3 separate regions of the Homo sapiens genome follow, and all the other regions are linked to region 2. Evidence: read pairs that join two places in POLR2A ChIA-PET (ENCODE). Cell type or tissue: CD4-positive, alpha-beta T cell. All regions are shown on one strand. Each heading gives the region's core, and the rest is flanking DNA. Links, peaks and the distances in the headings are about the cores only. Region 1 has its middle 9.4 kb from the start of LNCARGI. Region 2 holds the start of FKSG29 (a long non-coding RNA gene). Region 3 overlaps UBAC2 (UBA domain containing 2).

Region 1 (8,424 bases), core at 3,203-8,202, 70 kb before region 2:
ACGCTTGTTCTCCAGAGGGAGGCTGAGGCACACCACTTGCTGGCTCCGGCTGCTTCCTGGCGGTTTCCAAGAAGAAAGAGTGTGCCCTGAGAGGAAGTGGGGCTCCATGCTGAAACAGCCCCATGATTGGCTAGCACAGGGGAAAACTCTCAAACTATTTTTCATGGAGTGACCAGAAGGGAGAGAGCTGTTCAATTCCTGCTGAAAACTGACTCCCTGCCCTCGCTCCTCCCTTTCATCCTCCCCTCCATCCTCCCTTCCATCCTCTTCTCCCTCCTCTTCTCTATCTTCCCCCCTTCACCCTCCCCTCCGTCCTCCCTTCCATTGTCTTCTCCCTCCTCTTCTCTATCCTCCCCCCCACCCTCCCCTCCATCCTCCCTTCCATCTCTTCTCCCTCCTCTTCTCTATCCTCCCCTCCCTCCTCCCTTTCACCCTCTCCTCCATCCTGCCCTCTCTCCTCCCTCCCACCCTGCCCTCCCTCCCACCCTACCCTCCGTCCTCCCTTCCACCCTCCTCCCTTCACCCTACTCCCCCCTTCCACCCTCTCCTCCCTCCTCCCCTCCACCCTCCCCTCTCCTCCCTTCCACCCTCCCCTCTCTCCTCCCTCCTCCCCTTCATTCTCCCCTCCCTCGTCCCTTCCACCCTCTCCTCCCTCCTCTCTTCCATCCTCTCCTCCACCGTCTCCCCTCTCCCCTGCATCCTCTCTTCTCTCCTCCCTTCTCTCTTCCCCTCCCACCTTCCCCTCATCTCTCCTGCATCCTCCCCTCCCTTCCCCTCCCTTCCCCTCCCTGCTGGCTGGAGGAATGTGCTGGGCATGACTCCTGCTGGACCTTGTGCTGGAAGGTGGTAGAAGCAGGGAGCAAAACCAACTTGGCCTCGCCTTCAGAGCTCGCAGCTCGCTGAGGGAGAGACAGATTAACCTCATGATGACACACATCCAAGCCTGAGTTGAACACATATGGTGTCTGAAGGACGAGCCTGCCATGTAACCCGGGGTGTAATTTACAGCGAGGTCCTTGAAATGCTCTTGGCCAAGGGGATACTGAGGTGGAGACTTGCAAGGCAAGAGGGGCCCCCAGGTGAGGAGAGAAGAGGAGAGCGGGCAGCATGGCAGCAGAAAGGCCATAGGCCACCCAGTGGCAGGAGAGGGGTGCAGGGCTGGGTGTGGAGAGGGCAGGGGAGAAGGGAGTGGAGGAATGAGGGGGGAGTCTGGCCCCTCCCCAAGCAATCTGCATGGCCTTTTCCTCTCCCACCAAAGGCAGCCCCCAGAGAAACACACTCCAAGTAAAAACAGTAGCTGCTGCAGGGACAGCCTCAAGAGAGCCCGTTCCCCATCCCGCCTGCGGGTCAGAGATGACCAATCTGCCGTTGGTGGGTCTTGTCCTCAGACACGGGAAGGCGTTGCTGAGGTGTGGACTGGGGTCTGCCCTGACCTCATTTAGGTCAACTATGGGCTGGGAGCAGCTCGTGACTCTGAGCTGAGTGACCAGGGACCTTAGATCCAGAGGGGCAAGGTCACCCCTCCCAGGGCTCTGGGGTGGACTTGGGGTTGTGGCTGCATTTGGGGTGTAGGGATCCAGGCCAGAGGGCTAAGCCCTGGTTTCGATGAGCTGGAGAAGAGCCTGGAAAAGTTTCTGGCCGGGGGATTGGGTAGGGGCCTGCTTGGGAACTGCCCCCTGAAAAACCCCACTGGGCCTTGATTTTGAGACAAGCAGGTGTTCTGAGAACTTCTTCCTCCCGCGGCCGCCCCTCCTCCAGGCCCTCTATTTATAGCGCTTCCTCTCTTGAGCTCCGCGAGAAAAGTGCTCTTGAAACACACAGAAGAGAAAAATTCTGAAAAATGTCAAACCACAGGTCCTTTCCCCTCTCTTCCGTTAAGATCTAGGTTTGTACTATTCCTGGTTGACCCCAGAGTAGACAAGGTCAAATGGGGCATCCTTGGGTTATCACAGTGGCGTTCAGAAGGTGCTGGCTGAGTCCTGGCTCCTCTCTGCAGCCTGTCTGGGACTAACTCAAGGGGCAGGGAACAGGAGACCCTTTTCCACCAAGAAAATATGGGGCCATGAAGGTCTAGCCTGATCTAGCACGTGAGTTTGGAGAGATCAACAGCAAAGATGGTGAGATGGGAGTTGGAAAATATCAGACTCTGAATTGGAAGCCTGATGCCATGTTCTAGTTCAAGCTCTGTTTGGGATATCACTTCTGTCTCTGAGTATATTTCCCTCTCTGTAAATTAAAAGAGTTGGACTAGACCCGTGTTTTACAAACTTTTAAAACACAGAGCACACACAACGGAAACAGAAGTCTTATGAAACAGTATTTGTCCTTATTACGATGTATTTTCTTTTCTGTTCTGTTTCCTTTTCTCTTCTATCTCATTTTTAAAAAGTTCTGATCATGGCCCACTAAAATGATCTCGAAACCCACAATAAATTATTAAAGTAGTAAATTTTATGTATATTTTATCACAATTAAAACAATTTTTTTTTCTTGAGACAGGGTCCTGCTCTGTCTGTCACCCAGGCTGGAGTGCAGTGGCAGTCATGGCTCACTGCAGCCTCCATCTCCCAGGCTCAAGCAATCTTCCAGCCTCAGCCTCCTGAGTAGCTAGGACTACAGGCATGCACCACCACACTCAGCCAATTTTTAAATTATTTGTAGAGATGGGGTCTCACTGTGTTGCCCAGGCTGGTCTCAAACTCCTGAGCTCAAGGGATCCTCCTGCTTTGGCCTCCCAAAGTACTGGGATTACAGGCATGAGCCACCTTGCCTGGCCCAAAACAGTTTTTTTTTTTAAACCAACTAATTGTGGATTTTAACCCAATGGTTGAAAAATACCAGACTACACATATTTAAGTTCTCCTCCAATTATTTTTAAAAACCTAATTGTTCAATCACAGAGGAAAAGTGCCGCTTTGACAAAACATTGATCATTTTAAATTTTATTTTCAGTTTTTAAAAAAATCAAGTTTTAAAATGTTTTCTTTTTAAAAAATCAACCAAGGATAGTTTCAACTGAAGCTAAACCAAAATACCCTGTGGCCCAGCATTCCCCAATCTGGGTACATCCTAAAGAAAATGAGTATGTAAGTTCACCAAATGATGTGTACAGAAATGTTCACAGCAGCACTGTTTGTAATAGCCCCGCATGAAATACAACTCATGTTTATCAAAAGGAGAATAACTGTAATCCCAACACTTTGGGAGGCTGAAGCTGGCAGATTGCCTGAGCTCAGAAGTTTGAGACCTGCCTGGCCAACATGGCGTAACGCTGTCTCTACCAAAAAATACAAAATTTTCCAGGCATAGTGGCATGCACCTCTGGTCCCAGCTACTTGAGGGGCTGAGGTGAGAGAATCACTTGAGCCTTCGAGGTCAAGGCTGCAGTGAGCCATGTTCATGCCACTGTGCTCCAGCCTGGGTGACGGAGTGAGCCTGTCTCAAAAAAAAAAAAAGAAAGAAAGAAAGAAAAAAGAAAAAGAAAAAATAAAAGAGCATGAATGTGTAAGTGTTGGTACAGCCAAACAAATGAATAGTATATAACAATGAGAGTGAATGAACTACAACTGTTACCAATGTAGATGAGTTCCACCTGTTGGGCTCAGTGCCTGATACCCCAAAACATGGCACCTTGGCAACTGATAAAACAAAGAAACGAGATGATCATGAGACCCTTCCCCCACCCTTCTATGTGACAGCTGGCCATAAAGGAATCCTCTGACCTACTTCACCAGAAAACAGATCATAAGATCCTCCTTCCAGGACCAGGCATGGTGGCTCACGCCTATGATCCTGTAAGCGCTTTGGGAGGCCAAGGTGGGAGGACTTGAGGTCAGGAGTTCGAGACCAGCCTGGCCAACATGGTGAAAACCCGTCTCTACTAAAAATACAAAAATTAGCTGGTCATGGTGGTGCACACCTGTCATCCCAGCTACTCAGGAGGCTGAGGCAAGAGAATTGCTTGAGCCCAGGAGGCAGAGGTTGCAGTGAGCTGAGATTGTGCCACTGCACTCCAGCCTGGGCAACAGAGTGAGACTCCATCTCAGAAAGAAAAAATGAAAAAGGAAATTGAAGAAACCTAAAGAAACAGAGAGACCTGTGACTTTTCCATGCTTAGGTTAGATGAAGAGTGGATGATTTTGGAGAAATAAGATTGGAGGAAGACAAGGGTGTGATCGAATGGGGAACCCCTGGGGGACTTAGCAAGGCTTGTTTGTTCAGGCTCCTCCCTGTGACCCTGGTGCCTTCAGAGGTAAGGATGTTCCTTTCTTCTGGGTGTGTGGAGGGGAACTTTCAAACGAGGGTCTATAAGCTGCTTCGGGGGTGGGGAGGGGCATGGTGGGGGTAGGAGTGACCTTCTTGCTCCTCCTGTTTTCTTAAATGCCAAGATGCCATGTTTTGGGATAGCGTGGCCTGAACCCCATCATACTCCATGGGCCCTGACCCCTGCCATGGGAACTGTAGAAAGAAGAGTGTCTGCGTTCACCCAGTGCACACACTGGGTGCTGGCAACTGAGTCAGGCACTGGGGAAGGACGGCACCTCCATCTTGCTCGAAGAGCTTGGCCCTAACGAAGTCTGACCGGGTGAAGAGACTCTCATTTAATGTTACCGACTCTGCGCCTTTCAGGCTCTGAAGCTGTCCGCACAGTAGGATCACAGGTCGGGGATGGTCAGGACAGGGGATTGTGTTGAATCCAGGGATCTCCCCAGAAGTTGCTTTTCTGACTAAATAGCTCCTTGGGGCATTTTCTTGTAAAATTTTTGCCAACTGCTTGAACCACTCCTTCGGCATTTCCCTCCCGATCTTGGTTCGCTGATGTAAGGGACATGTGTCTTGTCCCCAAGCTCTGAAGTGAGGGTGGTTTTGTTTCTCTTGGATTATCACCTGGTGGCCAGCAGGGTGGCTTAAACATAAAAGGTGCTTAAATCACAATTTTTGACTAAAGGAGAGAAAGAAGAAATAATTCAATTAAATTGCAACTTCCTCTTGAAGGAAGAGTGCAGGGAGAAAAACACCGCTGGTTTGAGATATTTGAGGGTTGTCTTACGTCACAGCATGTTGCATAGAAGTGGAAGGTGCCCACGTCTGCTTTTTCCTAAAGAGCATTTGCTGTGGAGGTCTGAGGCTGGTCTGGGTTGCAGTGACGTTGGTGGCTACCTGAGTGACCGCAGTGACTCAGCCCACCTCTCTGGGTCTCAGCATCCTCATCTGCAACCTGGTCGGATTAGACAGGAGCCTCTATCAGGTTCCTCTATGTGGTGACTCTATGAGGCCAAGGGAAGACATAAGGGTGGTGTCTCATCCCCAGCTGTCGTCCCCACGTTGAGTGCCATGTGGTTCCCAGTGACTTTTGGGTTTCTCAACTTTCCCCTCAACATTTAAGCTCCTTGCAGGCCATGGGTGTGCCTTCACACCCCCTCCCCAGTGGCCAGCACAGGGAGCTAAGCAGATGCTTGATGTGTCCTGTGGGAAGAAGTCTCTGGATGATGTGGGAAGACAGGCTGTGGAGGGCAGGTTTGGAACAGTAACTACCACTGGCCCTGCATTCAGCAATCATTCAGCACGCACCCACCAGGCTGACCCCTGTGGAGGCCCTAGGAGTTGATGATTGAGACTTTGTCACTTCCCTAAACAGCTCCCAGTCTGACAGACACTAGTCATTTATGGTGTACACTAATATAGAGACATTTGGGGACTAGAAGGGGAGCACCAAAATGAGATGCAGGGTGTGGGGCAGCCAAGGAAGACTGCCTGGAGGAGGGCTGAGTCTTGTGTGAGAAGGAGTTAAGCAGAGTTGATGAGGGTTCATGGGGAGGGAAAATGCATTCTGGACAGAGAGAACAGCATATCCCAGGTCATGGAAATCGAATCCTGTCCTAAAGACCCTCAAAGGATTTTAGGTAGCGAATAACACAATCAGTTGTGCCTTTAGCAAACTCATTCTGCAATCCTCAGTGGGATGTAGAATATAAACTGGATTGGAGAATTAAGATCGGAGACCAGGAAGCAAGAAGCTGTGGCTGTCCTGGAGAGAGACAGTGAGGACTGGGCTGAGGCCACAGCCACGAGAATGCAGCAGAGGTGATGAATGAGGACCGAAAACTGGGGTGACGGCGGGGGCGGGCATGGCACATGAGGAAGAGCAAGGTGGGGCGGGCAGGATGGCCGTGGGTAGGTGCTCTGTGGGGATGGGCGAATCCACATGAGTTTGGGGCTGGAGAGGACACATTTGTAGTGTGGTCCACACTGCTTGTGCTGCTCCCAGCACACGGCAGGATTCCACCTTTTTTTTTTTTTTTTTTTTTTTTGAGATGGAGTCTTGCTTTGTCACCCAGGCTGGAGTGCAGTGGCACCATCTCAGCTCACTGCAACCTCCGCCTCCCAGGTTCAAGCGATTCTCCTGCCTCAGCCTCCTGAGTAGCTGGGAGTACAGGCATGCACTACCAAGCCCGACTAATTTTTGTATTTTTAGTAGAGACGGGGTTTCACCATGTTGGCCAGTCTGGTCTCGAACTCCTGACCTCAGGTGATCCACCTGCCTCGGCCTCCCAAGGTGCTGGGATTATAGGCGTGAGCCACTGTGCCCCACCAGGATTCCACCTCTTGAAGTTAGGTGTGGCCACGTGACTTGTGTTGTTCAAGGAAATATGAGAGAAAGTGACAAGAAACCTCTGGGTGGGAGAGTAACGGTCCGGCACACCATTCCCTGTGCTCTCCCTCCCTCTGTGTCAGCAGCTGGAGGGGTTGGGCAGATTGTCTCATCCTCAAGCTTGACCTCTGGGAAACCTCCTCGGCCACCTGGGACCAGGAAGAGCCTCCTCCTGTGTGTTCCTTGGCACCCTGAAGTTGCTATCTCTGCGGCGTGCCTGTCACCCCATAGAGCTCTCACCTGTCTACCTGTCTACTTTGCTAGAAGGGAGGGTCTGTCAGTGCCGAAGACCTAGGTGGTTCTGGGAGGTCAGCATAGTGTAGACACTTGGTGAGCACTACATGGGTGAGTGAGTGTGTTACTCCAGCGTCAGCAGTCCTGTCAATGATTAAATGTAAAAAAAGAGGAACAAGTACATCTGTGCCCACCCCACACTCCTTTTCCTCTTCATCATTAAAAAAGAAAGAAAAAGCAAAAACGGCAGCACCTGGACAGCTCAACCACACTGCTGCTCTGCCCACGTGTGGGGCTGAAGCAGCTCTGGGAACACAGACGTGCAAACCACAGAGATGCGATAGCGGTGCCAGCTCCGCTTTCCCGGGGCAGGCACAGAGCGAGGCAGAAATCAGTACCTTGTGAAGCCACTTCAAGGGTAGCAGCCGGTAGGTGGGCTCAGCCACAGTTGCACTGTCCGCAGCCCCTGCTCTACCTGTCCTCAGGAACACTGGCCCAAAGTCTCTGCATCCTTCAGATCTGGGAGAGCCTATATTCGGCCACCTCCCCACTCCAGCCCCAGCTTCGACTGCCTTGTAACTGAACCCACCTGGAGGACCCGTATCTCCATGCAGTTGGCCTTGAACAAATCACTTAACTCCTCTAAGCCTCATTTTATTCATCTGTGAAATGGGGATAATGATGCCTCTTTGCGGATAAAGTGAGGTGTAAATAAGTAAAGCTAGGAGTGTCTGACACAGAGGAGGTCCTCAATCATGGGTGCCATCGTTGTCACTTTTCTTGCCATTGGTTTCCTGACCTGAGTGAACAGGAAACCACTGTGCTCTATTGACCCTTGTCCAGGGCCAGGTGGAAGAGGACAGATGGACTAAGATGAAGGGGGCTGATGAAGCACCTGGAGGAGGAACCAGGGTAGTCAGTGGGTCAGGAAGTCACATGTCGGGCTCAGGGTGTGGAGTGCAGGGATGGAAGGCCACTGCATCTGAAGCGGAGGGGGTTTCAGGCAGCTGAGGCTCTAATCAAGTCTGATGGATAAGCTGGGAGGCTTTGGAAACATCCCATGCCTCAGTGTCCCCACTTAGAAGGCAAAATGGTTAGACTAGATCGAGGGTCCTTCACCTTTTCTTGAGCCACAACCCTTTTGGCTGAAGCCTGTGGACCCCTTCCCAGAGTCCTGGTTTTTAAATGTATAAAGTAAAACACCTAAGATGAAAAGAAACCTTTCATATTAAAATATAGTGATCAAAATGTTTAAAAGTACTTTTTTTTTTGAGATGGGGGGTCTCTCCCTGTCACCCAGGCTGGAATGCAGTGGTACAGTCACAGCTCACTGCAGCCTTGACCTCCCAAGCTCAAGTGATCCTCCCACCTCAGCCTCCAGAGTAGCTGGGACTACAGGCATGCACCACCATACCTGTCTAATTTTTTAATTTTTGTAGACAAACTCTCGCTATGTTGCCCAGGCTAGTTTCGAACTCCTGGATTCAAGCAATCCTTCTGCCTCAGCCTCCCAAAGTGTTGGGATTACAGGCATGAGC
Region 2 (10,748 bases), core at 3,347-8,346:
TACTCCTGCTGGGGAGCCTGCTCTCACCACCCTGTACTCCTCTGCGTGCTCTCACACCTCACCATCCCTTCCCCAGGACAGCTCTCAGCACATCCCATTTCACTTGCAGGCTAACCGGCCTGAATCTCACAACAGCCTATTAGCTCCACGGGGACTGTGATTCTCCATCTTGTCCTGTTTGTAGACCTGGCCTCCTGTACGACCTGGCATATGCAAGCACTCAAGAAACAGTTGCAAAATGGATAACTGAATGGACAAAGACATAGTGAGGCATATTGCTGAGTTAAGGCGTATGGGGTTTTCTTAGCCAAGACTGTAGTTAGTTGGGATATGAAGACCCAGGTGATGGGTTACTAATGAAGGCGGGGTGGAAGGGGTGAGAGGGGTTAAAGCAAGGAGGCTCCCAAAGGACATGCTTGATACCTACATTCTTCATGGACATAGCATCCTCTTCTAATACAAGAACCAGGAGTTACAAAGAAGCAATGCTGGGAAACTGGTGAAACCACAAATGGCAGCTCCTCATAGAAGACAGTTATTTGCAATTCCCTGTGCTCTGTGGAAGCTGCAGCTTTTGGTGTAAGTATGAATATGCTTACACTTAGTTTTACTCATTTGCCTTCTATGCGTAGTGCGCTGTCCTGGGGCCAGATAAGGAGGCTGTGACACAGAGAAATGACTAATTTCCTATGGCCCTGAAAAGAGTTTGGCTGAGATAACAAAACAAACGTACATTAAAAACTAAACAAGAAGCACTTCAGGACTGAACGAGAGGCATCTTGTTAGACTTAAAACTGTAGTCACGTGTCGCTTAACAACAGGGCTTCATTCTGAGAAATGTGCTGTTGGGTGACTTTGTTGCTGTGTACTTACAGAAACCTAGATGTGATCGCCTACTACACACCAAGGCTGCTTGGTGTAGCCTATGGCGACCAGGCTACAAACCTGTACAGCAAGTCACTGTGCTGAATACTGGAGGCAGCTGTAACACAATGGTAGTTGTGTATCTAAACATAGAAAAGACATAGCAAAAATATGGCATCATAATCTTATGAGACCACTGTCATACATGCAATCTGTCATTGACCAAAACATATTGTTATGTGGTGCATGACTACAAGAGTGAGCACAATACAGAGAGAAAAGACACCACAGAGGCTGCTGTCCTCAGCAAAAGCTTTGTGGCAAAACTGGGGAAAAACCAAACAAAGCCCAAAAAAAGAAAACCAAACAAAGCCCACCACCAGAACCACACACAAACTGGCAACACATTCACCACTTGGATAAGAGATGGGGCAACGCGAGGCCCAGAAGAAACCATGCTGCATATTTGAAAGCCTTGGTTCCTTGGTAAAGTCTTAAAAATAGGAACCTTAGAAAACTCAGAAGACTGAATCTAACCCTGTCATGTGAAGTGCCACCCATGATCTTTGTGTCGTGCTATAAAAACAGTGTATTGTATCTTTCTGTGCTGCTTAGCAGTAGTCTCAGTAGGTATTGGAAAAAATAATAAACTAGAGGGAAAGGAGATGATCGCTTGAACAAAGTCCCAGGCTAGTTTTGCAGCTCTCGGTTTCACTTTTCCTTTGTGGTTTCTCACAGTGACCAGTGTTGATGGATGAGATACTTCAAACAGTACTATTTCTTCTAGGCAGAACAGAAGGCAGTTTCCATGGCAATACGATCAGGAGACACAATACATCCTGTTGCTCAGTTTTGAGAACCTTTTGGCTTAGGGGACAGAAGTTTCCAACTATCGGCTGCCCTCTGCCCCGTCTCTTCTTCCTCTGTCTTGCTCTAGTCGGCTGGAGTCCCAAAGGCCACACGCCTTGCCTGTGCATTCCATGCAGGGGCTAAAAGGGTCAGGGCCACAGCTGGTGTTCCAGGGACTGATTGGGGATGGCAATGAGGACAGAAGGTGCAAAGACATCTACAGAGTACATCGGGAAGCTCCAGCACAGCTTAGGATGCAACCCAACAGCCCCTGCAAGGGATGCTTCTACTGTGTACAGTCTGACAGACATGTGTCCCAAGTCTTGTTTACTTTAATGACATTTCTTTTCAGAGGCCTGACATACCTAGCACAGCTGATCTTACTGTGACATAGGTACAATTTTACAAACAGGTTCAGTTGGTTTCAACAGCAGCTGCAAACCCAAGAGAGACAGGTTTTCCCTTTGTTTCAACAAAGCACGGCTCCCAGCCAGTTCCATCTGGGGAGGCCCTGGAGGTGCAGGGAAGGGACTCTGGAGAGAGCCATGGGATGCACATGGCTCAGCCATGCACCAGGGCGTCCAGTGGGTCTGTGCCGCCGCTGCCCTCCAGGCCCCCTGCACAGAGTGGGGTGAGACTCTGGGCAGCTGCGGGGGGGCTTGTGGCACCAAGCACGCTGCGGGCTGAGCCACAGGCCTGCGTCCTGGCTCTCGTTTGTTTTGAAAACGTGACTGACCCATCACTCCTCATGGGGAACTTTTCCTCCAGGGACCGTCAGGACCAGAGGTGTCCCAACCTTTTCCTGTGTTTTGGTTTGGTTTTGGTTTTGGTAGAGAATGAGAATGCTAAGGCTGCTCTGTGAGGAGGAGGTGGTGGTGAGAGGGTGGCGTGGGGGGACCACAGGGTTCCACAGCCCACAGCCCAGCTGCAGGTCAGGGACATCAGCGCAGGAAGAGCATGCCAAGGCCTTGTCTTGCAGCTTCCTCACTCCCTCGACTGAGTGACACACCTGTAAGCACTGAACGCTGGTGACGGTAAGGGCCACACAGCGAGGACTGAGACAGTGGCCTTGAAGACATAAGAATGGAAGTGCATCTCTCAGAGTGTGGATTATCCATTTCTGCATCGTATATTCTGTTTTCCCTTCCTTCATTCTTTTGTCTGCCAAATTTGGGGTCATTTTTTCCTTCCCAGCATTGGCTCTACACACAAATTATAAAGTAAAAGTCAAAATTAAAATTAGTTTTGGTACTTGTTACAGTAAATGTTTTGACAGAAACAGAGGTGAAACTCCTAATTAAAAATGAGACTGGGGATTACTCAAGGTTTCCCCTCTTCTTACATTTCCTCCGTGGAGAGTTCATCCATTTTCATGTCTTCAGTGACCACCTGAGTCTCATTCCCGCACTTGCCTATCTGCGTTCACCGTGGCAGGCGGATGTCCACTTCCCAGCTCATGTCTGGACTCAGCTCTCCTCTGTCCATCAAACCCAGCCAACGCTGAAGGACTACTGATTTTCCCCTGGGAGAGGATCTGCCCGTTTAGGTCCTTGCTGTTGCACTCCGAGATTATGCCAACAACTTCTTGGATGACATGACTGCCAGTAAGATTTCCCCAATCCAATCTGCATGCCACGGTCAGTGAGTGTGCACAAGAAGCCCTTTCACAATGACACTGCCTCAACCAAAAACCCTCGGGCATCCTGTCTGAGTCTGTCCTGTTTTGCAGGTCTGCCCAAACCAGCCCCATCGTAAATTACTTCTCTAAATTACATCCTAAATTACTATGTCGGCTCAAACTGTCCCTGCCACCTAAAGTGCCCTCCCTGGTCCCTTCCATTTGCATAGGGCCCAACTCCTGTTTCCCATCTGTAAGTGGCTTCTTTCTCTGCAACCCAAACCCTCCTGTTCCCCTGCTCTGCTGAACTTCCACAGAACTCAGCCAAGCCGCCAAGTGAACAGAGAATAAAACCCTGAGTCTGGGTTTCCCCAGCTGTAAAATGGAAAGCTGGACTAGATAGCCTTAAGCTAGTTATGAGCTGTCTCTTCCCAATCATTATATTAAAGAACATCTGGAAGGCCAAACAGTTCTCTCTCAAAAAGGAGCCTCAGGCCACCTGCCAGAGCCGCTGCAGGAGGAGCTCCTGGACAGATGCTGGGTTGACACCCCCATGTCACCCGGCTCACACTGCTCATGAATGTCACCTGTACAACCCCCTATCTCCAATAAGATATGAGCTCCTTGGGCAACTGTCCTGTGAGAGCCACAGTTGTGGACAGTGTCCACGTGAGGGAGCAGGTGCAGAGCAGTGAAGGGGGGTGCGGTGGCCTCCCCCATCCTAAACCCACGATCTGCCTGCATCCCCTGTGAACAGGCACTGCACGTGTGCACACACCTCCATTGCTTAGACAGAATGATTTTACCAAATCTCAGTATGGCTAATCTGTGCTCTAATCTTGGGTGGGAGATCGTGACTCACGACTCTGAAAATTCCTGGCCTCTGGCTGCTTTCTCCACAAAACCACGTCTGTCAACCACAGCACTGGGCTGCTGGCTCTGAAACCTTGGGGGTTGCACGAAATCAAGGCTTCTCGAGGGTCTCAGTTTTCCTGAGATGCTCATGGGTACTCCAGTGGTCTGTTCCTCATTAAGAGCTTTTTTCTGGTTTTGAAAACCCATCAGGATGGCTTTTTTTGGGGAGGAAAAACTTCCCAGAATGATTATGAGGATGATTTTTCTAATATACCCCTGGTTTAACATGATACTGCTCCAGAGTACATCTCTAAATTCATTCGTCCTTTCAAAAACTGATTAATAAGTGACAAAAGGAAAACCCAGGAAAAGAATTAGGATTACTGATAACTTTTACATCTTCAAAAAGCCAAGTACATCATCATCATTTGCTTGTTTTCTGAGGTATCATGAGACTGTACCTCGCTCTTTTTTCTCATGAAGACACCAAGGCAGGATGGAAAATAGAAATGATTTTCTCAAGGTCACTTAATGAGTCAGTCTTGGAAAAGGATCACACTTTAGATTGATCCTATCTTTCTGTTCTGAATTTTGTCAAAAAGATCAGTATGATCAACTACAAAAGCACTGGAAACACAGCAGTAGCTTCTGCAAGGAGGTACAGATTGAGATAAACAGCGTAGCTGTAACTTCACTGAAAATAGAGTTCTTGCAAGTAATTTTCATTTAATTTGCAGATTTTTATCAACTAAGCACTAGTAACTTATTCCACATCTGATGCTATATACTTATAAACTCTTGAAAGAAGAAAGTCATAAAAGAACTAGCTTTAACTGATTAGACTGCTTTGTTGACAAGGAAGCATAGCAACTTGAAAAGAATCGTTTTCAAATCAAATTGCACCAAAAAGTGAAAGAGCATAGCCAAAAAGGAAAAGTGCTGAGGAGGGTGCCACGTGCCAGCTTGCTGTCTCTGAGGATGCTCGGGACACATGAGAATTCGCTCCCTTTGGATTCCTGGTGGACTCCTTTGCAACACACGTGCACTGCCCCTACCCCGGACACAGGGGTGGAGACGGAGGTAGAGAGTTTCCGACGGTGCTGCCTCCAGACACAATTTCTTGACTCTTCCTGACTGCACTACACATTTCTCCCAGAAGAGTGACCATCACATTTCACTGTAACTGACGCTTTCTACTCTAAGCTCAGGGAGAGGAGGGATCGTGCTGCCTTGGTCACTGTGGGACTCACCAGAGCCTGGCACTGCGTGTATTCTGCGGAATAGACGGTAATGAAAATGGTAGCACTGGTGAGGCCAAGAGGCAACAGGAAGCTTCCTAAGGAAGCTGGCCTGATGAAGGGGCAGTGACAGAAACTGGTCTGGTGGAGTGGCACTTGCACACATAAAGCTCTACTAGGCAGATCTTGCTATCTAAACCACAGAGGGAAAATCAACCATGCTGCAACATGCGTCAACCTCAGAAACGTGAAGCTCAGCGAAAGAAGCCAGTCATAAAGATCAGCTACATATGCTTCCATTTCTATAAAATGTCCAGAATAAGCAAGTCTACAGAGACAGAAAGTAGATTAAGTGGCTGCCTAGGACAGGGCGGATGGGAATGACTGCTAATGGGGCGCAGTTTCTTTTGGGGTGATGAAAAATGTTCTCAAATTACGGTATTTGTGCAATTAAAAAATACTAAAAACCACCGAACTGTACACTTCGAGGGGGTGAGTTATATGGTATGTGAATTCCATCAGCTGCTAAAAAATACATCAAGGACCAGTAAATACTTTTAAAACACTAAAAAAAGTTATTGAATTCAAAATACTTGATTAATGATAGGAACTCTCATGATTGACAGGGCAGATCTGCCTCCTGGTGCACATCTCAGATGATACCAAATGGCTGTTGCTGGGGGAGGATAAAGAGAGAAACAATTTTCACAGCCACAGAATGTTACCAAGTGAGGATGTGCAGCTAAACTCACTTTAACCAAATGCTGCGAAAGTAACTGAAAGCACGTGTGAGTATCGCTGAGCCACTCTGGGTGTCAGTAGCTTCTTTCCTTGCAGGCAAAACACAGAGGTGATAATCAACCAGTTAACACCGGGCAGCCCAATGAGATGAGGAGGCAGTTAAAAGAAGAGCACCAAGGACTCCTGGGCTTTGCTGCCAAATGTCCCACTTGGCTTGTACCAACAAGCAGGATTCATTCACACTGGGCTTCACCTTAGTTCTGCTTCTAAAATAGATGGAAATTTTACAGAAATGCCTAATGGAAAGTTTTATCCCCAAGTTTGTGTTGTGGTATATAACAGAATTCTCATCATCAGCCAACAGAGAGAGGATTGGCTCCCACAAATAACAGATGACCAGAACTAAGAGAGAATTCACATTTCCAGGTAAAAGGTTACTTTGAAAGCTGCTGGCTATATAACCTTCTACAGCAGGGACTGGCAAATATTTTTCTGTAAAGGGCCAGGTGGTAAACATTTTAGGTTTGGAAGATAAAGAGGCAAGAGATCAAAGATACTATGTAGTTACCTATATAACCATTTAAAATGTAAAACCTGTTCCTAGCTTCAGATTGTACAAAAACAGGTAGTTTGGCCCACAGGCCATCACCTGCTGACTGTTGCTCTAGAGGTTACAAGCTTTTACGAGTAATAACTATCAAGGTTGGCTCCTAAATTAGGACTCTCTCAAACTTCCTGAGAGCCACAAAAACAGATGCCCAATACTATGATAATAACTAATATCTGATAGAGCCTCTGGTACCTAAGGTAATTTTGTATAATTTTTTTTATCCCCAATGACAACAGTATTCTACAGATTGTGTATAGATGTCCCTGTCAACCCAGGATTGAGTCCCTAACTGCCCATTCTTGTTCTTTTCATTATATTACGCTGCTTTCTATTGTGAGCATGGCTCTGAAGAAAAACAACACTGTTTTCTTCCTTTCTACACTCACACACGACTCAACACAATATTCTGACACCAGATGTGCTGGGGGGCTTCATACCCCAAGCAGTGCTCCAGTGGACACCAGCAGGGTGTCCTATAATTTAACTCAATCCCCACACTGTCTCCCAGGAGATAACATCAGAGCCCACAGGTTAAGGGCCCACTCCCACAAGACTGCTCCCCTACTTCAGATGGCAATCGCCAGACCTAACCTGCGGTTCTAACCAACGTGCTATAAATGAGGGTTCCCGTGGTCCACTCCTTGGGTTCAGTTAATTTGCTAGGATGGCTCACAGAACTCAGGGAAACACTGACATCTACCCATTTATTAGAAAGGATATTGCAAGGGATACAGATGAACAGTCAGATGGAAGAGATGCACAGGGCAAGGCATGGGGCATGGCCCCTGCCCCTCTCTGGCACCCCCTGCACCCTGCTCCAGCACACATTCAGCAATCTGGAAGTTCTCTAAACCCTGTCCTTTGGGGGTTTTATGGAAGCTTCATTATGTAGATATAATTGATTATATCACTGGCCATTGGTGATCAACTCAACCCCTCTCCCTAATCACAGAGGTTGGGGGTGGGGCTGAAAGTCTCAACCCTCTAATCACTTATTAGTTCCCCTGGTAACCAGCCCCCATCTGAGGCTATCCAGGAGAGCCTGGACATCAGTCATCCATGTGAAAAGACACTTCTCACTGTGGGCGAAGGATTACCTAGGTGCCGAGGTAAGAAACTGAAGGCACAACTGTTTCAGTATAAAAAAGAAAATAGAGTAAGAGTAGTCATAATACAAATTAGATATAGAGATGATCATGGACATTATCAATCATTATAAACATCATGAATCATTAGCTTTTAATATTACTCTTTGTTGCATTACTAATATAACCTAGGAATAACCGGCGGGCATAGGGTCAGGTGCTGAAGGGACATTGTGAGAAGTGACCTAGAAGGCAAGAGGTGAGCCCTCTGTCACGCCGGCATGAGGGCTCCTTGGTCAAGCGGTAATGCCAGTGTCTGCGAAGACACCCATTACTTAGCAGACCGCGAAAGGGAGTCTCCTTTCATTGGAGGAGTCAGGGAACACTCTGCTCCACCACCTTCTTGTGGGAGGCTGGATATTATCCCAGTCTGCCCGCAGTCATCCGAAGTCCTAAACCCCTCCCTGTGATGCTGTGCTTCAACGGTCACGCTCCTTGTCCACTTTCATGTTCCTCCCGTACTCCTGGTTCCTCTTTGAAGTTCGTAGTAGATAGCAGTAGAAGAAATAGTAAAAGTCTTAAAGTCTTTGATCTTTCTTATAAGTGCATAGAAGAAAACGCTGACGTATGGTGCCTTCTCTCTCTCAGCTTCGGCTACCTAAGAGGGAAGGGCCCCCCTGTCCTGTGATTACGTGACTTGCTTCACCTTGTCAATCACTTAGAAGATTCACCCTCCTTACCCTGACCCCCGGTCTTGTATGCAATAAATATCAGCGCACCCAGCCGTTCAGGGCCACTACTGGTCTCCGCATCTTGATGGCAGTGGTCCCTCGGGCCCAGCTGTTTTCTCTTTATCTCTTTGTCTTGTGTCTTTATTTATTACAATCTCATCTCCGCACATGGGGAGAACACCTGCTAAGCCCTGTAGGGCTGGACCCTATGCTCACTGTGGAGATTCCAAGGGCTTTAGGTGCTGTGTGTCAGGGGCCAGTGGTAGAGAACAGATACATCTTTCTCATCACAGCACACAGAGCTTCTTTGCTACAGCGAGCAAAGGGAGGGAGACATGCACCGTGAAGCTGTGGAGACTCAGGTTGCACAGGCACCATTCGGATGATCATTACTACAGGAGACTCCAGTAATTGATCTGGAGGTCTGAAGACAAGGAGGCTCTGCAAAGCCTGCCCTCGTCCTTCACTGTGATGAGCTAAGCATGCTCTAGCTCATCACCAACAATATCCTGAGCACACAGAATTTTCACTGTCTCCCACCTGGTCTTCTTCCTCTAGTGTCACCTTTTCTTTTCTTTTTCTTTTTGAGCCGTGATTGCACCTTGACCTCCAGGGATCAAGTGATCGTTCCATCTCAGCCTCCTGAGTAGCTGGGACTACAGGCACAGGCCACCACGCCCAGCTGATTTAAAAAATTTTTTTGTAGAGAAGAGGTCTCACTATGTTGCCCAGGCTGGTCTCAAACTCCTAGGCTCATGCTATCCTCCTGCCTTGGCCTCCCAAAGCGCTGGGATTACAGGCATGAGCCACTGTGGCCAGCCTACCGTCATCCCTTCAGACAACGTTCATATTATGACTAAAGTGAGCTTTCTTAAAAATAAATCTAACTTACTCTCCTGTTTAAAAGGCCTCACTGATCCACCACTTCTGGCAGGATGAACACAACAGCAATTCTTAGTTTGGTAGAAGACCCGTCCTGGCCTCTGCTCTCTTCCCAACCATGTCTTTCATTGCCTCTTTCTTATAGGAACCTCAATCTCAGGCGAATGCAATTCCTTGCTGTCCCCACAGCTGTTTTGAGCCCCTGTGCGTTTTTTCATAAGGCCCCCCGTGACTGAAACACCTGCCCCAATGCTGGCCTCAAGATTACCCTCGCTGTATCCCTTAGGGAGAACTGGCCACACCCACTGTTTAGGCTCAGGGTTCTTTTTTCTTCTCTTTGCACAGACTCCTGTAGAAACCTAGTGCCTAGTACAGCCTCATGTCTTCCCCTCGCTGGCTGCAAACTTCTTGAAGGCGCAGGCGGCGTCTTATTTAATCCCTCAGGGCAGTACACTGCATTAGAGCCAAAAGACAAAGAAGTACAACAGCTCCTGTCCTCCAAGAGCTCATATTCTACTGGGGATGAACAAAACACAAACCCATGAAAAGTTATGTAATGGCCCTGGCAGTGTAAAGATGATCACAGCTGCAAGTAGCAAAATGACTCTGAGATGCCACCTGCTTTGGAGAAGGCAGCTCTGCTGGGAGACAAGAGTGAGTCAGCGGGCAAGGAACTACTGAGAGCAGCTTATGTGTGTCCAGCATAGTGTCCCGAGTTTACAAAAGAATGGGACAGCTGTGGATGTGGAGGGAGATAAGAAGTGGGCACCACAGGCTGCAGCTAATACTCTGCAGCCCACTCCATCTTCACTGCCACAGGCCCATGAGACAAGCCTCCAAAGGCCTCTGGATAGTCAGTGCTGGCGGGAAATGTCCAGAAAGATCTGTAGGAGGTCAAAGCACACTAGATGACGTTATCACATGCCTGTGCTTAATGATGAGCATGGGACCACTGTACCCTGCCCCTGTCAGCACCTAGGTCTCATGTCTCAGTTGAAGTGAGATCTATAGAGCCATCACCCTGGTCACTGTTCATCAGAGCTGTGGAATGGGAATATGCCACACAGTGGACTAAAAATGCTTCAGGAGCATAAGATCATATTGACTTTCTCACAGAGTGAAAGTAACTTGAACGGGGACCAGCGTGACCACAGTGATGTCCCAGAATGAGGGCAGCCAGTCAGAACAGAGTGATATTGACCTTCCCCCACTTCCAGCTCATGCAGCGCTTCTCATCCCCATCTCTCCACCGAAGCCCCTTTCAAAAGTGAACTC
Region 3 (10,748 bases), core at 2,351-7,350, 82 kb after region 2:
TGAAGATGACTGTGGTCCCTGACATCCTGAGTACAACCACATGAGAGACTCTAGGCCAGAATCACCCAGCTAAACTGCTCTTAAATGCCTGACCCACAGGAAAACTAGCAGTATCTTCCAAATCTAAACATATGTATACACTATGATTCTGCTTTCCACTCCTAGGTACATACCCAGCAGAAATGCATACATATATGCAACAAAAGACATGTTCAAAGACATTCAAGCTGCATGCAGTGGCTCACATCTATAATCCCAGCACTTTGGGAGGTGGAGGTGGGAGGACTGCTTGAGCACAGGAGTTTGAGACCAGCCGGGGCAACATGGAGAAACCTCATCTCTACAAAGAATACAAAAATTAGCTGGGAGTGGTGGTGCGCACCTGTAATCCCAGCTACTTGGGAGGCTGAGGTGGGAGGATCACCTGAGGCCAGGTAGTTGAGGCTGCAGTGAACCATGACTGCGTGCCACCACACTCCAGCCTGGGCAACAGTGAAACCCTGTCTCAAAAAAAAAAAAAAGAAAAGAAAAGGAAAAAGGATATTCATAATAACAGTATTTGTACTATTCCCAAATTATAAACAATCCCAATGTCCATTAACATTAACAGTATTATGAGGCCAGGCACGTGCCTCATGCCTGTAATCCTAACACTTTGGAAGGCCAAGGCAGGAGGATCACTTGAGCTCATGAATTCAAGACCTGCCTGGGCAACATAGCAAGACCTTGTTTCTACTAAAAATAAAAAAAACTAGCCAGTCCTGGTGGAGTGCATCTGTAGTCTCAGCTACTGGGGAGGCTGAGGCAGGAGAATTACTTGAGCCCAGGAGGTCGAGGCTGCTGTGATCATGCCACTGCACTCCAGCCTGGGCAACAGAGCAAGACCCTATCTCAAGAAAAAAAAAAGCAGTAGAATGGATAGATGGTGGTATTCACACACCAAAATACTATACCAATAATGGAAAAAAAATTAACTACAGGTACATACAGCAACACAGGTGAAACTAAACAGAATACTGAAAAAAATAAGCAAGATACAGAAGAGTCCACATCTCTATTATGTAAAGTTTAAAAACAGACAAAACTAGATCAGGGTGTTAAAAGTCAGTGTAGACTTCTGGGAGGAAGGAGTAACTGTAAGGTAGCAAAAGTGGACCTTTTAGGGAGTGGGTCACATTCTGTTCTTCAACTGGATGGTGCTTAGAAGGTGTCACTTTGTAAAAAGTCTGTGAGCTCTGGACTCAAGATATATACATTTATACCTCAATAAAAATTTATTTTAAAATATTAATTAGAATAATTGCAAGGTAGAACCCAGGAAACCTCCCAGCAAGGAGAGCAAAAACACAGAGAAAGAAAGCAGGAAAAAAAAAAAAAAAGATGAAAACTGGACCTGTCCAGGAGACTGAACATCTAGGTAATAGGATTTCCAGAAAGAACTGAGAAAAATGGAAGAGGAGGTGATCAAAATAATTCAGGAAAAATTCAAGAAGAGAAATACAGGGATCACCTGTTTGACAGGGCCCACACCAAGTGTACAACCCAAATGGATGAATCTGCTTGGATTCATCACTCCAAAGCACCTCATCAAAACTGTCACAAAGTATTAATAATCAGATCAACACTAAATTCATCAACAGCCACACTGCAAGGTACCTACCTTAAGAGGTAGGTACCTACCAAGAGATAGCATTTCCTTAATCATTTCTTCCTCTACATCTTTCCTTTCCCCCAGGACAGGCAAACTACCATATAAAGAAACCGCTTACTCTCAATACTGCTAATTTCTGAGAGTTTAAAAATGAATCCCTCACTAGCCAAGACACCTCTGGAACCTCACCAAACAGGAGTGGATCACAAAGGTCCTGCAGTGGCTGTGGATTCTCTATCCTGGGTGCTCACTGCCCCTCTTAACCTAATCTGACTCTGCCAAAGTGGTTTAACACCTTTCAGGGAAACATGAGCTAAGAGGCCAAAATCACTAGGCAACCTTAGAACACAGTCGCAACAAAAAAGAAACAAACTGAATAATATTACCAACTAGGAAAGCAACATTTTTAGAAAAGATGAACCTCAAGTTATAAAATATATTAATAGGTATACTAATAGAAGAGATAAAAGAAAATATTAATATCTCAAATTCCAGCTGAATTTTTAAAGATAACTGATTAACTTACTCTAAAATTTATACAGAAGAATAGTTAGGTTAATCTTGAAAAGATGAACCAAAAAAAAAAAAAGAGTAACCTGTTCTACTAGATATCAATACATACTACAAAAACAAAATGGCTAAAAATACTAGAGCATGAACAGACACACGGACCAATGGAATAGAGAGTAAAGCAGATACACACACAGACTCACAATGTACACATACACACACAATATACATGCTGCTGTGCACTGAACTTTGTCTCCCCCCACCCCTAAATTCATATGTTGAAGCACTAGCCCCCAATGTGGTGGTATTTGGAGGTAGGACCTTTGGGAGGCAATTAGGTTTAGGTGAGGTCATGAGGGTGGGGCCCCCATGATGAGATTAGTGCCCTTGTAAGAGGAGGAAGAGAGACCAAAGTGAGCTCTCTCAGCCATGTAAGGACACAGCAAGAGGGTGGCCATCTGCAAGTCAGGAAGACGGCAGGCCCTCACCAGAACTTGACCATGCCAACATCCTGATCTTGGACTTCTAGCCTCCAAAACTGTGAGAAAATAAATTTCTGTGTAAGCCACCCACTCTATGACAGCACGAGTTTACTAAGACACTCATATATCCTATGACCCTACATTCCTGCTCCTGGGTTTATATGCCAAAGAGAGTCTGTCACAGGCCCATGAGAATGGCTTAAGATTAAGGATATAGATAAAACAAGGTGGCCATGAGTTGATCAGTGTTGAAAGTGGGTGATGTTGAAACATGGGGTTCATTACAGTGTTCTCTCCTTTCTTATACATGCTTAAAAATTTCTCTAATGAACCCAGATATCAGAAACAAAGATAGAAATTAAAATATGGGCTGCTTTAGTGGCCCACAAGGCACTTGACCTAGATACAAGCCCCTGGAGTTGAGGGCTGGGATTTTTAGGTCTAGTAGAGCTAAAAGAGGTGACCTTAAGCAGCTCAAGGAAAGAGAGCTGGGACTGAGCCCAGACCATCAAAGATCACTGTCTTTTAGAGAGAAGACTAAAAATATTCCATTTATAGTCTGCTGAAACAACAAAGAAAGTTAGCTTACATTAAAAGCCTTGGAAACAAAAAGATCAAACAGTCCTAACAAAAAATTAAAATCTAAGGCCAACATCATACCTGAATTTGTGGCCTAGATTTACCCCCACTTGAATGGTCTGGGAGCTCTAAGGTAAGAAAATAATATAAAAGCTAATCCAGGCAACAAAAACCCCTCAGGACCCAGCAGTAGTAAACACAAAATCCCTCAACAGAGATACTTTTGTGAGCTGGGGGACATGGGGACTCGAAGAGCAAATGAAACCACTGAAAATGAGTTCACAATAAAAAATTAAAACTCTAAGAAACAACAGACTACCCTGAGGGAGAATTTGATAACCTGAGAAGCAGAAGTGAAAAACAATTTAAAAACTCTAAGTATGTATAAAATGATTAAGTGCTTTTTTAAAAAAGAATGGGAAACAATGAAAAGAAAGCACAGGCCAACATGACTTCATCTCCCAAAGCATCATGCAATGGCTCCCGAATGCCCTGATTAAAGGCCAAAATTAGTACAATGGCCTGACAGGACAGTGACCACTCTTACCTCCCTGGCCTCATCTCCTGCTATCTTCCCACACCCCATCCCCCCATCACTCTGCTCCAGCTGTCCACGTACGGGATGGTCCCATCTCCACCTGAGGGCCTTGGCACTGGCAGTCTCTGATATCTGGAATACTTTCCCCAATATCTCCACATAGCTCACACCTTGACCCCTTCAGGTCTTTGCTCAAATATTACCTGATTTCTGAAGCTTTTCCTTACTAGAATTATTAAAACTGCAATCCCACTCACACCCTGGCATTCCCTTCCCTAGTTTATTTAGTTTTGTACAACACAGATCATGATCTGGCATATATATATTACAAATTTTTATTTTGTTTACTGTCTTTTACCCTCAATTACAATGTACAGTCGATGAGGACAAAGATTTTGTCTGCTTTGATCAGTGCAGGATCCTCAGAGCCCAGAACAAGGCTTATCATAAAGTAGGTGCTCAACAAATAATTTAACAAGAGGAAAAGAGAATGCAAAAAGATTGGGGAAATCAGAAAAGAGCCGATTGCTCTTGTAAAATATGAGGTAGAATTCTCTCATTCATTCATGCATGCATAAATACCCAAACATTTACTAAGTGGCTACTTTATACAAGGAAGTGTCAAGCTATTCTCTTCCTCACTTTGGAAATTCTTTCTTCTCCTAAAACATGACTGAAATTGACTTCCTCCATAATTTACCATAAAAGATTAGCATATTTTCTAAGTTAATAAAAGTACGCAATGTACTGAAAATCATCTTTTACAGTTCAGCTTCCTGTTCCTTATTTTTATTCTTCTTCAGAACTCATGTGCATGTCCACACCATCAACCATCAATTTCTATCTAACTATGTTTCTAAGTACAAACTCTCGTTCCCTACTTACTTACTTTCTGGGTTTTGAAAATATTCTACTTGTTGTTGATACCACTATAATCTTGGACATTGATATAGAAATGTAAAAAGTAGTAATTAAAATCTAACACTTGATCTGTGCCCAAGAATTAGCTAAGGAGCATTATTTAGGAAGACAAAAGCTGATGACTATAAATGTGACCATAATATTCACCTCTGCTAAATTCCAATTATTTTCTTATTAACATTTACATACATGTGCATTCTAGTGAAAACAGTCTGTGGTTCATATAAGACTTCAAAGAGACACAAAATGGCAAACAATATTACCATATGCCCTTGATAAAAATATCTGCTTACAATTCTCTTTGATTAGCTCAATAATTTTCAGATAATGATTATTTTTTTCTTTAATGTTACTATTAGGGCCAAGTAGTGTGTTGCCTCACCTTACGTAGTTAAAATTTGGAACTGTGCTGAGCTGAGCCCATGAATAATCAGAACTAAAAATCATTCTTAGGTTTACATCATAGGAGTTTCACAATTGCTATACCAGTGGTGTTTAAAATACTTTATTGTGTTGTTTAGGAAAAATTAACACACATACACAATACCAGTTTTTAATTCTAACTACAGCACACGCCTTTATGAAATAGTCACAGGGTATCAAACTGTTAAAGGTGTTTGTATAAAGTATAATACCATTCTGTTATTTATTACAAAAATGTTTCACCATATGATCCCCATTTAATAACTTATTTTAGAGGAGTTAAAGCTTTTATCAAGTTCTATGTAACACTGCCATCTAGTGCAGTGTTACTGCAGGCAATGCCTACTGAACTGCTGAGCATGCTCATTTCAGAAAGGGGAAAACAGCTTTAACATGGAAGCTTACAGTCTAGATTGAAGTTCTGTAAGAATTCGTAGTAATAATATGAAAAATGTAATTTATTTTGAATATTTTATTTTATAAATGTTTCAAATATGTCACCCTACCAACTCATTATTTAGCTCTTACCTTAATGGTGTCAGGATTTTCTCATTCTATTCCTCTTTAAGTATTTATAAAGACTTTCTGGAAGTACGTACTTCAAAATTTAAAAATACCCCTTGCTTATAAGAAAGCAAAAAATCAATCACTTAGATTATATAGAAAAAATATCAAACCTCTTTGTATTACAGAATTTGAGAAATATAATAATAACTCTACATTGCAGTGAATTATGTCCTGGAACAAGTTCTGCTGTACCAGTACTAGGCTGCACAGAACATCCTGGGAAATGCGGTCCCTTGGCTGGACTCCAATTAATTTCTCTAGTTCTCTAAGCCTACTTATGAATCTCACAATAAAGAAGAGCACAGAATCAGAATATAGCTCATTTAAACCACAGAATGCTCACGGTTTAAAGGGATTTCATAGGCACTCCATTTGTGGTACCTACCAATGAGTGGACTTCCTGCAACACCCCTGCCTCGCACTCTCCCAGCCACAGCCTGAGTATCCTCAGTGTCAAATTCAGCAGCTCCCAAGGGAGATCACCTCATCTTGAGACAGTGAGTGCTGCAAAGTTACTCCTTATGCCAAGCCCAAAGCTATATCCCGTAGCATGTCCCCGTGGTCTTCATTCACCACAGGCCATTCCCCCCTTATTTAACTCCTCTTTCACTGGGCAGCCCTTTCAACAGTGGAAGACAGTTCTGCCCCAGTTTCTTCTCTCTGGGGTAAGCAATGCCTGTTCTCCACCTGTTTCTCCCATGGCCAATCTCCATCTCCACCCCATCCTGATGCCAACCTGGACCACCAGCAACATCCTTGTTTCCCTGTAATCCTACAAATGGCATCTAGGGGCATATTAGTGTCAACTGGCAGTCACTCCATGATGCCATTTCACAAGCCAAACAACTCTATCATTCAGTGCCTCTACAGCTGATTTTTAAGACTCAAGAGAAAGACCTAATGTTCTCTCTCTTACCTTCTTTACCTTTTGTGTTTCTTTTTTTTTTTTTTTTTTTTTTTGAGACAGAGTCTCACTCTGTAGCCCAGGCTGAATGGAGTGCAGTGACAGGATCATGGCTCACTGCAGCCTCGGCCCTCCAGGCTCAGGTGATCCTCCCACCTCAGCCTCCTAGGTAGCTGAGACTACAGGCACATGCCACCACGCCTGGCTAATTTTTTGTATTTTATGTAAACACAAGGTTTTGCTATGTTGCCCAGGATGGTCTCCAGGACTCAAACGATCTGCCTGCCTTGGCCTCCCAAAATGCCGAGATTACAGGTGAGAGCCACCATGCCTGGCCTCCTTCTATGTTTCATATTTTGACTATAAAGCCCAAAACTCCAGCTTGCTGAGGCAGCTAATGTGTTAGAGCTATTGTTCTTCTGAGAAGACTGCTAGCAGCTCCCCGAAAACCCACTGTTCCCTTATCTCCAGGGACACAACTGCCCAGGTAAGATTACATCTCCCAGCCTCCCTGTGATTAGGTGTGGCCACGTGACCAAGTTCTTGCCAATGGTTTGGGAGCAGGAGTGACATCTGCAACCTTGAAGGCACCTGGGGAAAGGCAATCCCTCCTCCTGCATGCCCCTTCTTTCTTCCACACCAGCTGGAAGCAGAAGCCATGGAGCCTCCTTGGAAGGCACATGTTGAGGAAAGCAGAGGTGCTCCACCAGACCAGGCCCTTGACGACTTACCGGTACAGAGCCTGCCTACCCCACAGGGTGGTTACAAAAGTGAAATGAACATCTGCGCTCTTTGAGCCACTGTGTCAGCGGTTTGTTACAGAAGCTTAGCCTCCACCATTACTGAAATATCCTCCTAGTTTTTGTAATTTGCAAATCTGATGAGCAAACACACTATATTTTGGTATTTTTTATCACTGATAAAATATTAATCAGAACAGCAGGGACCAAGAATGCTACAAAAAGATAAATGTTACTCTTTCAATTTCAAATGACTATAATAATAAAGGCAGATACCTTTCAGAGCATAAGAAAGCAGCAGTAGCAAGTGGAAGGCTCTGAAGTGAGCAGACTCTGGAACAGAGCTAGTTTCTTCCTTCCTTACTTATATCCTCCTGGACAAGGCAAAGGTGCTGAGGACTGCAGGAAAATACTGCTTCGGCTTAAGTCATGAGGAAAGGTTCCAAAAGGACTCATTGATTTTACTCAGGATAACCTCCCCTCCCTTCCCCTCACCATTTAGAAATCTAAAGCTATGAAATTCATCCTTATCATCAAAATATGATAAATGAGCAAGCCTAAAATATGCTCCAAAAATTGCATCAAAGGACACAATCAACAAAGAAAAGAGGCACCCTACGGAGTAAGAGAAAAAATATTTGCAAATCATCTGATAAGGGATTAACATCTAGATTACATAAAGAGCTCCTACAGCTCAACAACCAAGAAAGATTAACAAATGGGCAAAGAACTTGAATAGGCAATTCTCTAAAGAAGAAATATATATAAATGGCCAAGAAGCCCATGAAAAGATTCTTGAAGTCACTCATCATCGGAAATGGAAATGAAACCACAATGAGACACCACCTTATGCCCATGAGGATGGCTACTACAGGAAAGGAAGGGAGGGAGGGGAGGGAAGGGCGAGTGTGAGAGAGGTGTGCCTGCGAGCCAAGATAGGGAGAAACTGGGCATTGTGTTGCTGGTGCAGCTGCTGGGGAAAACGATACAGCCATTCCCCAACAAACTAAAACCAGAATTACCACACGATCCGGCAATTTCACTTTCAGGGATATAACCCAAAAGAACTGAAAGTAGGGACTGAAGAGATATTTGCTGTATGATGGGTACAGGCTTTCAGTCTGGGAAGATGAAAATGTCCTGGAGGTTGGCTGCACAGCAGTGTGAATGAACTTAACACTACTGAACTGCACATTTAAACATGGTTAAGACGATAAATTGTCTAATACATATATATATATATTTAACATGTCAAATTTGTTCTAAGGCCACATTTATGTTTAATATCTTAGTATAATATCAGATACAAATAAGAGTTAAAATGGAATCTTCTCAAGGCCCTAGCCCAGGAATACACATAGTCCTACAGAGAAAAACTGTTTCCTAAAAAAGAGGATGCTTCCAAAGAGGGCAGAAATGGTCTACAAGCCAAAATGTTTTAGAGTAAGCTTGTCCAACCTGCAGCCCATGGGCCACATGGGCCCAGGACAGCTTTGAATGCAGTCCAACACAAATTAGTACACTTTCTTAAAATATTATGAGTTTTTTCCATGATTTTTTTTTTGATCATCAGCTATCATTAGTGTTAGTGTATTTTATGTGTGGCCCAAGACAGTTCTCCCAATGTGGCCAAGGGAAGCCAGAAGATTGGCCACCTTGTTTTAGAGGAATACATTCATATCTATTATATAAAGCTACATATTATATAGTATTATGTAATATAATATAGAAATATTCATAAAGTAACATTAAAATATTTTATAATATTCTACCAATTAATAGCTTTTAAAAAAAATTATTTCAATTTCAAAGAGACTTTAGAAGGGGTAAAGGTGAAGAGCTCCAAGACCCACTAATCATCTGTAGGTGGCAGTAGAAGCACAGTATTTATGTCAAAGCAGCCCTGAACTATCAATCGGTATGGAAAACCGGAGACCATACATAAGAAATCTGGATCTATTTCATATTCAAATAAACTGTGTGAGTACTCCTACATTCAATAAATTGCAACTAACTTCTCTGATACGAAACCTTTTTAACTTGCCCACTTTTACCTTAAAACCTCTACACAGCCAATCCCAATCTACCTATTTCTTTTTGTCTCATTATTTTATTTGGTACGTCTTTGTAATTGTATCTACCTAGAAACATTAGCCATTCATTTTTTGAGACATGGCATAACCTTTCTTACAGAAAAACACAAACACCAGTCGAATCCATATGCCTGTTAACTGAGGGCCTGCTGGGTGAAGCACTACTCTAGATGCGCTGAAACGTTTGAAGACGCACGTGCCAGGTCCTTGTTCACAAGGCACACACAAAACGAGAACAAGAAGAAGAAAAGGGGTGAAAGTGCAATCAGGGATCAGTACCCACATGACTGTCAAAGAGAGATGTGTCACAGATACTTCAAACTCCAGTTCTAAAACCTGTAATTACTGATCCTAAATCAAATGTTCCATTCATGTTAGAAGAGCAAATCCTACACCAGAGGCAGAAAGATGTAAGCCAACACAGTCTGAGAACCTTTTTTCCAAAGAAGCACAGCGGCAGCTGGCCTGTGGGTCTCAGGGTGGTCCTGCCTGCCTCCTTCCTTCCCTTCTCAGTTAAGACTCTCTTTAGACTGTGGCTTGCTGAGCGCAAGAAGCTGTATGAGCTGAAAGTCATAAACTTCTCATAAAGTCTACCCATACAAATGGTATTAGCAATAAGAAGATAACATTGCTGCAAATATTCAACTGAATGGAGTACTAGTTTTATTTTATAAGCATACAAGGGAGAGTTCTGGTAAATACCTTGTCTGAGTAACCAAAATCAATGCAGTTTTATTACCAAGAAAAAAACAACACGTCTTCCTCTAAAGGTTGATTATAATGTCTCCAAGAGGTCGACTTAAAAATAAATTTAAAATATGGTAAAAAACATACACACTGAAGAACAATTAAAAAAAAAAAAAAAAACAGCGATGGCAAAGATCAGGAACTAATGTGACCCCATCAGGGGACTGAGTGCTTTGCATTTAGAGTAGGCCCAAACTTCAGCAGACACATTCTTGGTTTTCCTCCCTGGGATGAGGACTTAGGAAATGCATCCTGGACGCATTCAGGCTTCCATGCAGCCTCCAAGCTCCTATCCTGCCGGCTCCTATCCACAGTCCTACAGAAATTCAGAGGAAGACCAAAGGTAAAATACTCTCTGCAATGCAAAGAGTTGGGGAGAGGAATGCCTTCAAATCACACAAGGCCGGAAGTGGATGACCCCTCACAGAAGGCCTCACCCAACTGCCCCTGGGGAGAGTGACCATCAGAGAAATGAGCTAACATGGTTAAGACAACCTGGTCAGTTAGTGGCACATGCTGGGCTCCTGCACAGCTATCCAGTCCCAGTCTAAAGACAGGAAAAATTTAAATAAGCTACAAAGAAAAAAAGGGGA

Evidence for each region. Peaks named below come from ENCODE experiments on the same cell type or tissue, not always from the same donor. Only the 100,000 strongest peaks of a DNase experiment are listed, where the experiment ranks them.
Region 1: POLR2A ChIA-PET joins it to region 2 with 10 read pairs; 9 of 35 experiments call an interaction of 5 or more read pairs at or near these places.
Region 3: POLR2A ChIA-PET joins it to region 2 with 18 read pairs; 10 of 35 experiments call an interaction of 5 or more read pairs at or near these places.

What each region holds. Positions count from the first base shown.
Region 1 is chr13:99,419,169-99,427,592 of GRCh38, reverse strand. No RefSeq gene overlaps it. Among named protein-coding and RNA genes, the nearest start is that of LNCARGI, 9.4 kb to the left of the region's middle. RefSeq lists enhancers at 1,020-1,179, 1,490-1,759, 7,098-7,207, 7,218-7,307, 7,358-7,497. In CD4-positive, alpha-beta T cell, for the core only: CTCF peaks have their summits at 5,279 and 5,478; DNase peaks (open chromatin) are centred at 4,797, 5,202, 5,588 and 7,202; H3K4me3 peaks cover 1,018 bases; H3K27ac peaks cover 1,267 bases.
Region 2 is chr13:99,347,393-99,358,140 of GRCh38, reverse strand. All of the region lies in intron 7 of UBAC2 (UBA domain containing 2), which reads right to left. It overlaps FKSG29 (a long non-coding RNA gene), which reads right to left and starts at 6,721. Exons shown (of 1, transcript NR_024013.1): 1 at 6,114-6,721. It overlaps MIR623 (microRNA 623), which reads right to left and starts at 2,010; the gene lies at 1,913-2,010. RefSeq lists enhancers at 1,744-1,983, 6,257-6,346. In CD4-positive, alpha-beta T cell, for the core only: no CTCF peak of the experiment used is centred there; DNase peaks (open chromatin) are centred at 3,400, 4,150, 5,640, 6,160 and 1 weaker place; H3K27ac peaks cover 4,554 bases.
Region 3 is chr13:99,264,495-99,275,242 of GRCh38, reverse strand. All of the region lies in intron 4 of UBAC2 (UBA domain containing 2), which reads right to left. Among named protein-coding and RNA genes, the nearest start is that of GPR18, 11 kb to the right of the region's middle. In CD4-positive, alpha-beta T cell, for the core only: CTCF peaks have their summits at 5,204 and 5,407 (motif pointing left); a DNase peak (open chromatin) is centred at 5,442; H3K27ac peaks cover 1,629 bases.